Regions from separate parts of the Mus musculus genome. Here all the other regions are linked to region 1. The links are chromatin loops, found by intact Hi-C in ENCODE. Cell type or tissue: heart. All regions are shown on one strand. Region 1 has its middle 3.2 kb from the start of Gm35532. Region 2 overlaps Gm35695 (predicted gene, 35695). Region 3 has its middle 60 kb from the start of Gm40031.

Region 1 (2,500 bases):
GACTTTTGGAGGAGAGTAGATACCGTTCACATCTCCTCCAGGAGGGAATTTTAGCAACACCGTGGTACAATGAGCTCACACCTTAACTCACACATCTAGAAGATAATCAGCTTTTGAGGGCAGTCCGGGTAGAGGCGTGGTCTGCCGTAAGCCTTCCCAAAGATCTTCCTAAAGTTACTTCTGACAGGGAAGCCTCTTAGGACGCCAAATCGTGGTGATGGTGGTGCTGGGTTAGAAATGGTTCTCTGATATTAGCCAAAGTAACCAAATTGGAAGTATAAAATCCAGGCTTCTATTGTGCATGTAGCTGTTGGGAGGGGGTGGGGGGGGGACTAGGGGAAGCCACCAGAAAGTCCCAGATGCCAGAAAAACAAGAGGCTCCCAACAGGGATGACATTAATTGAAATACCCAACAAAGAGGAGAGAGAGCCTGTAGAGACCATATCCAGAGGTTAGACACAGCCCCCAGTTGAGGGATGGGGTCCACCCACTCATCACAAAATTTTAACCCAGAATTATTCCTGTCTAAAGGAAATACAGGGAAAAATTATTAAGCAGAGACTGAAGGAAAGGCCATCCAGAGACTTCCTCACCCAGGAATCCATCCCATATGCAGCCACCAAACCCAGACACTTCTTGATGCCAAGAAGTGCTTGCTGACAGGAGCCTGATGTAGCTGTCTCCTGTGATGCTCTGCTAGAGCCTGACCAATACAGATGTGGATGCTTGCAGCCAACCATCAGACTGAGTACAGGAACCCCAAGGAGGAGTCAGGGGAAGGACTGAAGGAGCTGAAGGGGTTTGCAACCCCATAGGAAGAACAACAGTATCAACCAACCAGACCTCCCAGAGCTCCCAGGGACTAAACCAACAACCAAAGAGGGATCCATGGCTCCAGCTGCATACGTAGCAGAGGATGGCCTTGTCTAGAATCAATGGGAGGGGAAGCCATGGGTCCTGTGAAGGTTTGATGCCCCAGCATAGAGGGCAGTGGAGCAGGAGTGGAGTACACCCTCATAGAAGCAAGGTGGGAGGGGCAGTGTACTGGGAGATTTTCGGAGGGGAAACCTGGAAGGGGGACAACATTTGAAATGCAAATAAACAAAATAACCAATTTAAAAAAAAAAAAAGCAAAGAAGAAAACTAAAAAAAAAAAAAAAAAGAAAGAAAAAAAAGTTCGTGAATGGCAGTTATTTTAGCAGTTGCTCCTCCATCCTCCACTAGGTGGTGACCAAACCTTTTGAGACCCTGATGAAATCTGTTATTGTCTTCTAATGGAGCAAACCTTTGTAGTAAAATCAAAACAGAATGGGGAGCAGAAGAATGCTTGGCTTCCGACACAAGCAGGTCCTTCACTGTCCTCTGCCACCAGAGATTAGATAAATTAGATACATTCCTAGGTGTGGTTAACAACAGTGGGGCATTCTCGGGTGTCCCGTAATCACAAGGCCCACCCTGCCTAGCAGATGTGAAATGACATCATCATTTATAAAATCTTGACAGAGAACCCACTTTGATAAAACATCAATAAATACACCTACACTTATCGATGTAATATTTACTTAGTGATAACAAGGCTTTAAATAAACGTGGAATATTAAAATGGACTGCTGCGAATTCAATTGTGAAGCTTGGATATGTTTAAACTCATGGGGCTCAGGAAGTGACACCCTGAACAGAGGGGTTCAGAAGTGAGATCTTTCTGACCTAATCTCTGTACTCCTTCTCTCTGAGGTAAGCCATAAAAGCTAGACCCGGAAAGCGACTGGAAACCAGGAGTACTTTTCTCTCCATCCATGGCCTTCCTGTGCAAGAGCTGGCCGAGAAGACTGTCTCCTGTCCTTACCTCAAAGACTGAGCCCCTCCCTGGTGTCACACGAGCACTTCTGCAGGACTGTGCAGGCTTCCTTACACAAAACAGTACACACACACACACACACACACACACACACACACACACACACACTGCCCTGAGCCATGGCATCTTCTGAAGACTCCTGGTCAAGGCAAAGCTATTGTGTTTTTGCCTGTCACCTGTCTTTTCTTGCATGCGTATACCTAGACCTTTATACTGGGTGACCACAGGACCACACCTTTCTGCATCTGTAGAGAAAGCAGCACAGTGTCACAGTCCTAAGGGTCACCTTGAGTTTTATGCTGCTCTTGCTGTGGACCTCCCCAGGCAATGGGGCATCTACATTTTGATAGAGCCTTGACACCCACAAGCTGAAGAACCTGCGTTTCTAGTGCACAGGTTGCGTTGCTGCTGTTGCACTGGCTCTGGGTTCGGATCTCAGGACTCACAACAGTGGCTCATAGTTGTCTGTAACTTCATTTGCAGGGGATCTGGCCCTTCCAGCTTCCCTGGGAATGGTGTGCATAACGGTGCACTTGTGTGCATGCAGGCAAAACACCCATACACATTAAAGTGTCAAGACCTTTTTAAAAAGAAGAAAGATGTCTTTATTGAGAACTTGATATGGGAAAATCATCTAGAAGC
Region 2 (2,500 bases), 240 kb after region 1:
TGTCCACTAGGATCCCCAGTCATACTTACCCATCTCATGTCTGCTCAGATTCCCTGTCATTTGGGACAGATACAGAAACCTAGAGTCTTGGAGGTCTGATTCTATCTAGAGGCCACAACCCTGGGCCTTAGTATCTTCACTTGTGTGCTGTGCGATGGTGACTCTCCTTCTTCCTCCCAACAGACTCAGGAAAATGTGTTCTCCTCCTTGCTATCATGGAATAGAGATTACCTTGTTTCTGTAGCCATGGCAACCAATTAAACAGAGCAGTGGTGAGGTAGCTAGGTGTATGGTAATGGCAATAGTAATGGAGATATTTATTGATACGCCCAAACAGGAAGAGAGGAGAGGGCCACCCGAGCTGCCTGTGTTCCATGCATGGTTCCCCTTCCCTTTCCCCAGCTGAGGTGGTCTTGTGGTGAGCTGGAGTGTACAGGATCGAGGTTAGCTAGCTGATGAAAGGGGGGTTCTAGGCTTCAGCCTTTGTGAATGTCATCATCCTTGGTGGGTTGAGACTTTACTGGGATACAGCTTTGGGGTTCCCCACACCCACTGATGCTGTGTAGGCAAGCCAAAAGACTCATTGGTCCCTTAAAGTTGATGTTGGTGGAGTCCTTACTCTGGTGTCGAGTCTGGGGTAAAGACATGTCTATTCACATCTCCATAGGCAGGAAAACCTAGGGCAGCAGCAGGGGCACTGGAAAGCTGTGGGAGAGCGCTGAGGTGCTGTCAGCAGGAACAGTGCAGGTACAGTTCTTGCCTACACTTGTTTCTCCCAGCAGTCTGAGAACCTGATTCTGACCCAGTCTGGTGTTTTCCATTCCCCACCTCAGAAGCAAATTAAGGGCGGAGGGAGGGGGGACAGGTCTGTATTGGCTTACAGTCTAACAAGGTGGGGAAGACCGCAGCCCAAGTGTATGCTAGCTTTCTGTATTGTATTGTATTGTATTGTATTGTATTGTATTGTATTGTATTGTATTGTATTGTATTGTATTGTATTGTAGTCAGGAAGCAGAGGCTAGATAGGAATCAGGACCAGTCTAAATAGTGTCAAGGCCCACCTCCACTGACCCACTTCCTCTTTCTAGGCTCCACCATCTGAAGTTTCCATAGTCTCTTGAACAGCGCCACCTGCTGGAGACAGAGTCTTCAGGCACACGAACCTCTCTCAGGGTTGGGATTCCACATCCAAACCGCAGAAGCTGGTCTTGCCAGCCTGCTGTCAGCCTCTCAGCTCTGGCCACTCCATCCAAGGACCGCTGCTGTCTGCTAGCAGGGTGAGGAAGATTTAAGATGTCATCTGTCCCCATCAGTGCCCTAAGTATACAGGGCTGAGTGGTTGCTCTCAAGCTGTTCCCACCGGGCAATGGAACCATTCCTTACTTACTGGTTTATTAACAAAAAAACATTTCCTAACTCACTATTGTAATAATAATGATTATTGCAATTCAAGGCTGTCTGAATTACTATTTTTTATCTTCTATTACCAGTGTCATTAATAATATGTGAAGGTCTATGCATCTCCATCCTGAAGTTTTGAGCCACCTGAGCCAGCCATGGGGATATTTGTACTTACTCTGTCCTGTAAGGGAGCTCTTGGGACTTGGTGTCACCAGGCCAGCCTGGTGCAGAGTTGTATCCCTGAAGGTATACCCAGGTAGCTGAATGTCTCTGTCTCCTGCCACATCCTTGACCACATACCACATAGCCATGGGCAACTTGTGAGATCCTTGTGAAACAGGGGTGGATATGGGGCCTCTGGAGGGATTCTGTCTTTGGAGGAGTTTTGTGATTGTGGTAAACAGCACAGAACAAGAGGAGAGATGGGACATGATTGTCACTGACTTTTGTGCCTCTTAAGGCATCTGGGGGAATGGGAATGGTATTTGCAGAGTCTCTGCATAGACTCAAGAAAGTTGATGCCTTTCATGAAGCCTCCGTCACCATGAGTTAAGGCTAATAAAAAGTAAAATGTACACTAGAGATCTTGGTATCATTCTGTCAAATTATTCTATGCTATTGAAAATAATTCCAAAGTCAAGCATTTTCAGGAATAAGGTTTGAATTACACTCTAATCAGGACTTCGTGGGGTCTAGAACAGGACATCTGCAGAAGTACTGACATGCACGCACTCAGACAGCAGTCAACTGGAGATCTGCAGCAGCTCCCAGCCTGGGCCTCCTTGTCTGGCAGGTCCATATCACCCCTGTCCAGGTTCCTTGGCCCCGAGAGTCAACTTCAGCACTCAGGCTTGGATTCATCCTTAAAATAATCACTTCTCCGATTCGGTCGATGCCATCCTAATCCACACACCCCTACCCGCTCTTGATTTCTCTGGAGCCGACAACTGGTGAGATCCTCTCAAATGAATCTTGAACGTGCAGAACTCAAGGCTGACTGTCCCCCAAGTATTCTATGGTTTGCCACAATGGGTCCTTATTCCTCTGTTTTTGCTAGCTGGACAGGGGCAGGCTGTAGGAAGAGCACGGTTGCACAGAG
Region 3 (2,500 bases), 150 kb after region 1:
GTCCTCTTGGGTATCCCTGTACTCGAGAACCTAGTCAATGGAAGCCTCTTGGAGCAGGCATCTCCCTGGGAACCTGTTTGTATCTAGGTATGACGGAGAGTTCTGGCTCTCTGCCAGGTCAGGAGATCTTAGACCAGGACATATCCCTGTCAGAGTGATGCTTCAGGCTGGTGCGGACACACCTGACACCTGGTTCCCAGCCTGGTGCTACTCCAGGAGTCCACTGGCCTAGAAGCCAGAGCATTTAGAGGGGTATTAATGGGCATGGTGGCTAGCCTAGAGGAAGGGTTGTGGCACAGGGCAATCTTAGTGCGCTTGGGAGTAGAGAGCTCCTCATATGGGATAGAGAACTCCTCCTAAGGAAAGAGAGTCCTCCCAGGGCAAGAGTTTTCCTAGGGATAAAGAGTCCTCCAGGAGACAAGGAATCCTCCCAGGATACAGAGAATCCTCCCAAGGAAAGGGAATCCTCCTACGAGTGATAATGTACTGGCAGGAAATTGGCTTCCATGCACACACCCATCCTACTGCCAGACCTGGAGCACACTGATGAATTAAACATCAGGAACAACAGTGAATGTGATATCTGAGACCAACACCAGTCACCTGAAGCGAGCTGGCCTCAGGAAAGCCACATACGTGTGCCTCTCGCTAGTGATGTTCTCATTCCAACAAAGTCCCAGCAATCACCCCCACCCCCACAGTGACACCATGTCTGGTGTATCCGAATCGTTTTACGTCCTCTGCCTAACACAGCATTAACATTTGATAGTAGCCCTAAAAAAATGTAATTACACAAACAAATTAAGATGCCATCGTGTTACCAATCAAAGGACGGTAACTTCACCGGCCTGGTGTTGCCTGAGAGCCTACGAATTAGTCAGCCTGTCAGGGGCTGAGCCACTCCCCTTGTTGCTTCATATTAAATAATTGAAAGCCGCTCTTTCCCACCAGCAAACAGCTGTCTCCTGCTTTAATGCTGTTCCTTCTGGTACTGAGCTCAGCAGATCAGTTTGCCGTGGGTATGTGTGACTGGGACTGGGACATGGGGGTAGAAGGGGGTGCTGCATTGTAAGCCAGGTGAGGCCGGGGTTTGCTGATCAGTGTTGTGGGTTAGCTGGGATGAGGGCAAAATCCACAGGAGCCCACAGGAACCCACTGCCCCATGGGGTAACAGCACCTGGAAGCCAGGAGTACAGCGGCAAGCAGATAGAGAGAGAACGTGAGTGCCCTTGGTCTGGAACAGAAGGAGCTAAATAAAGAATACGAACCATGAAATGACTGTCCCCAATCTATTTCCTAAGAATTGCCTTGCCATCTAAACTCTAAGAATTAAATTTGGGTACACCACCACCAGGTGGCAGCATGCACTCTTAAAAATATGTTTTGTTCAAATCTATCTCTGGTGTTCTTGGCAGAGGAGAGTCTGAGAGACCTGGGCATTGTGGAGTGGCAGAGCTCAGAGGCTCACAAAGTGATAGGAACTTGTATTTTACAATCTGTCCTTAATGACAGATTGGGGACAGGCCGATTTTAATAGTGGAGTGATAGTTAACAAAGGGGAAAAAAACCTTATCTAACACGAACCTATAACTCTTTATTATTCCAGTTATTAAAATTAATGGAAATAAATAACAAGATGGCTGTTAAGTAAGCAAGAAATAATATTATGTTTTGTTATTAAATGAAGCAAAGACTTCCAAATACCTTCTAGCTTATGTGACCAAAATTGCAGGGCAAAGCAAGAGCCCTGTATACAAACTATGAAGAGAGCTTTTCCGTTTGACATGGAAATGGGAGCTCCTCCCCACAGCCCTGCTCCACGGCATTAAAGCAATTTTACCCAGGTTGCTCTAAGCCTCTCTGCCCGTGCCTGCCCCATATTTCAAATGTCTCAGCCGTCGCTTGCCACTAGGGAACTTCTTATGCAATACTCTCTGCAGGTTCCTCAGCCAACAGGGACTCCCGTCTTGTACTCAGGCACCCCTACTCTTGAGGGATATAACTTGCCAAACTAGAGCTGAGGCTGCCAGGCAATCATCAAGGGCTGGGGCAGGGGGAGCATGGTGTCAACCTCATAGCTCTCTGCACATGGCTCAGAGGCTTCCTGGTCTCTGGCCAATCAAACCTGAGGCATCTTGTCTCTGAATGCTTGCTAAAAGAGAGCGAGAGGGAGAAGATCCTGTGACCATGGTGTCCTCCCTCAGCACAGCCAGCTCCGCGTCACCCCTCTCAACCATTCCCACTCAGCGCAGAACACAAAGTGCAGGGAGCCATGCCATATGTATGGCACTGTCACAGGTCCTTCTGACACACCCCCCTCTGGCGTCTCCCTTGTTGCGCTTGCTGCTGTTGTACTGAGTACGACTCCAGGTGCTGCTATTTAACCAACATAGCTTAAGACTCTTTTGTGTTCAGGTGGCTGATGTTTGCCAGGAAAATCACATTAAAGGCTTCTAACCCCCCGAGCAGTCATGTCCATTTCCATAGTCACTCTCTGACA

The links. Hi-C counts contacts between places; a loop is a spot of excess contacts. Peaks named below come from ENCODE experiments on the same cell type or tissue, not always from the same donor. Only the 100,000 strongest peaks of a DNase experiment are listed, where the experiment ranks them.
Region 2: it touches region 1 in a loop (10-fold over the local background); 10 of 42 quality-filtered maps call a loop at or near these places.
Region 3: it touches region 1 in a loop (3-fold over the local background); 4 of 42 quality-filtered maps call a loop at or near these places.

The regions. Positions count from the first base shown.
Region 1 is chr2:178,425,138-178,427,637 of GRCm38, forward strand. No RefSeq gene overlaps it. Among named protein-coding and RNA genes, the nearest start is that of Gm35532, 3.2 kb to the right of the region's middle. In heart, a CTCF peak has its summit at 1,217 (motif pointing right); no DNase peak of the experiment used is centred here; H3K27ac peaks cover 373 bases.
Region 2 is chr2:178,664,056-178,666,555 of GRCm38, forward strand. It overlaps Gm35695 (predicted gene, 35695), which reads left to right. Exons shown (of 4, transcript NR_166157.1): 4 at 1,089-1,452. Among named protein-coding and RNA genes, the nearest start is that of Gm35695, 5.9 kb to the left of the region's middle. In heart, a CTCF peak has its summit at 1,146 (motif pointing left); no DNase peak of the experiment used is centred here; H3K27me3 peaks cover 738 bases.
Region 3 is chr2:178,573,689-178,576,188 of GRCm38, forward strand. No RefSeq gene overlaps it. Among named protein-coding and RNA genes, the nearest start is that of Gm40031, 60 kb to the right of the region's middle. In heart, a CTCF peak has its summit at 1,344 (motif pointing right); no DNase peak of the experiment used is centred here; H3K27me3 peaks cover 684 bases.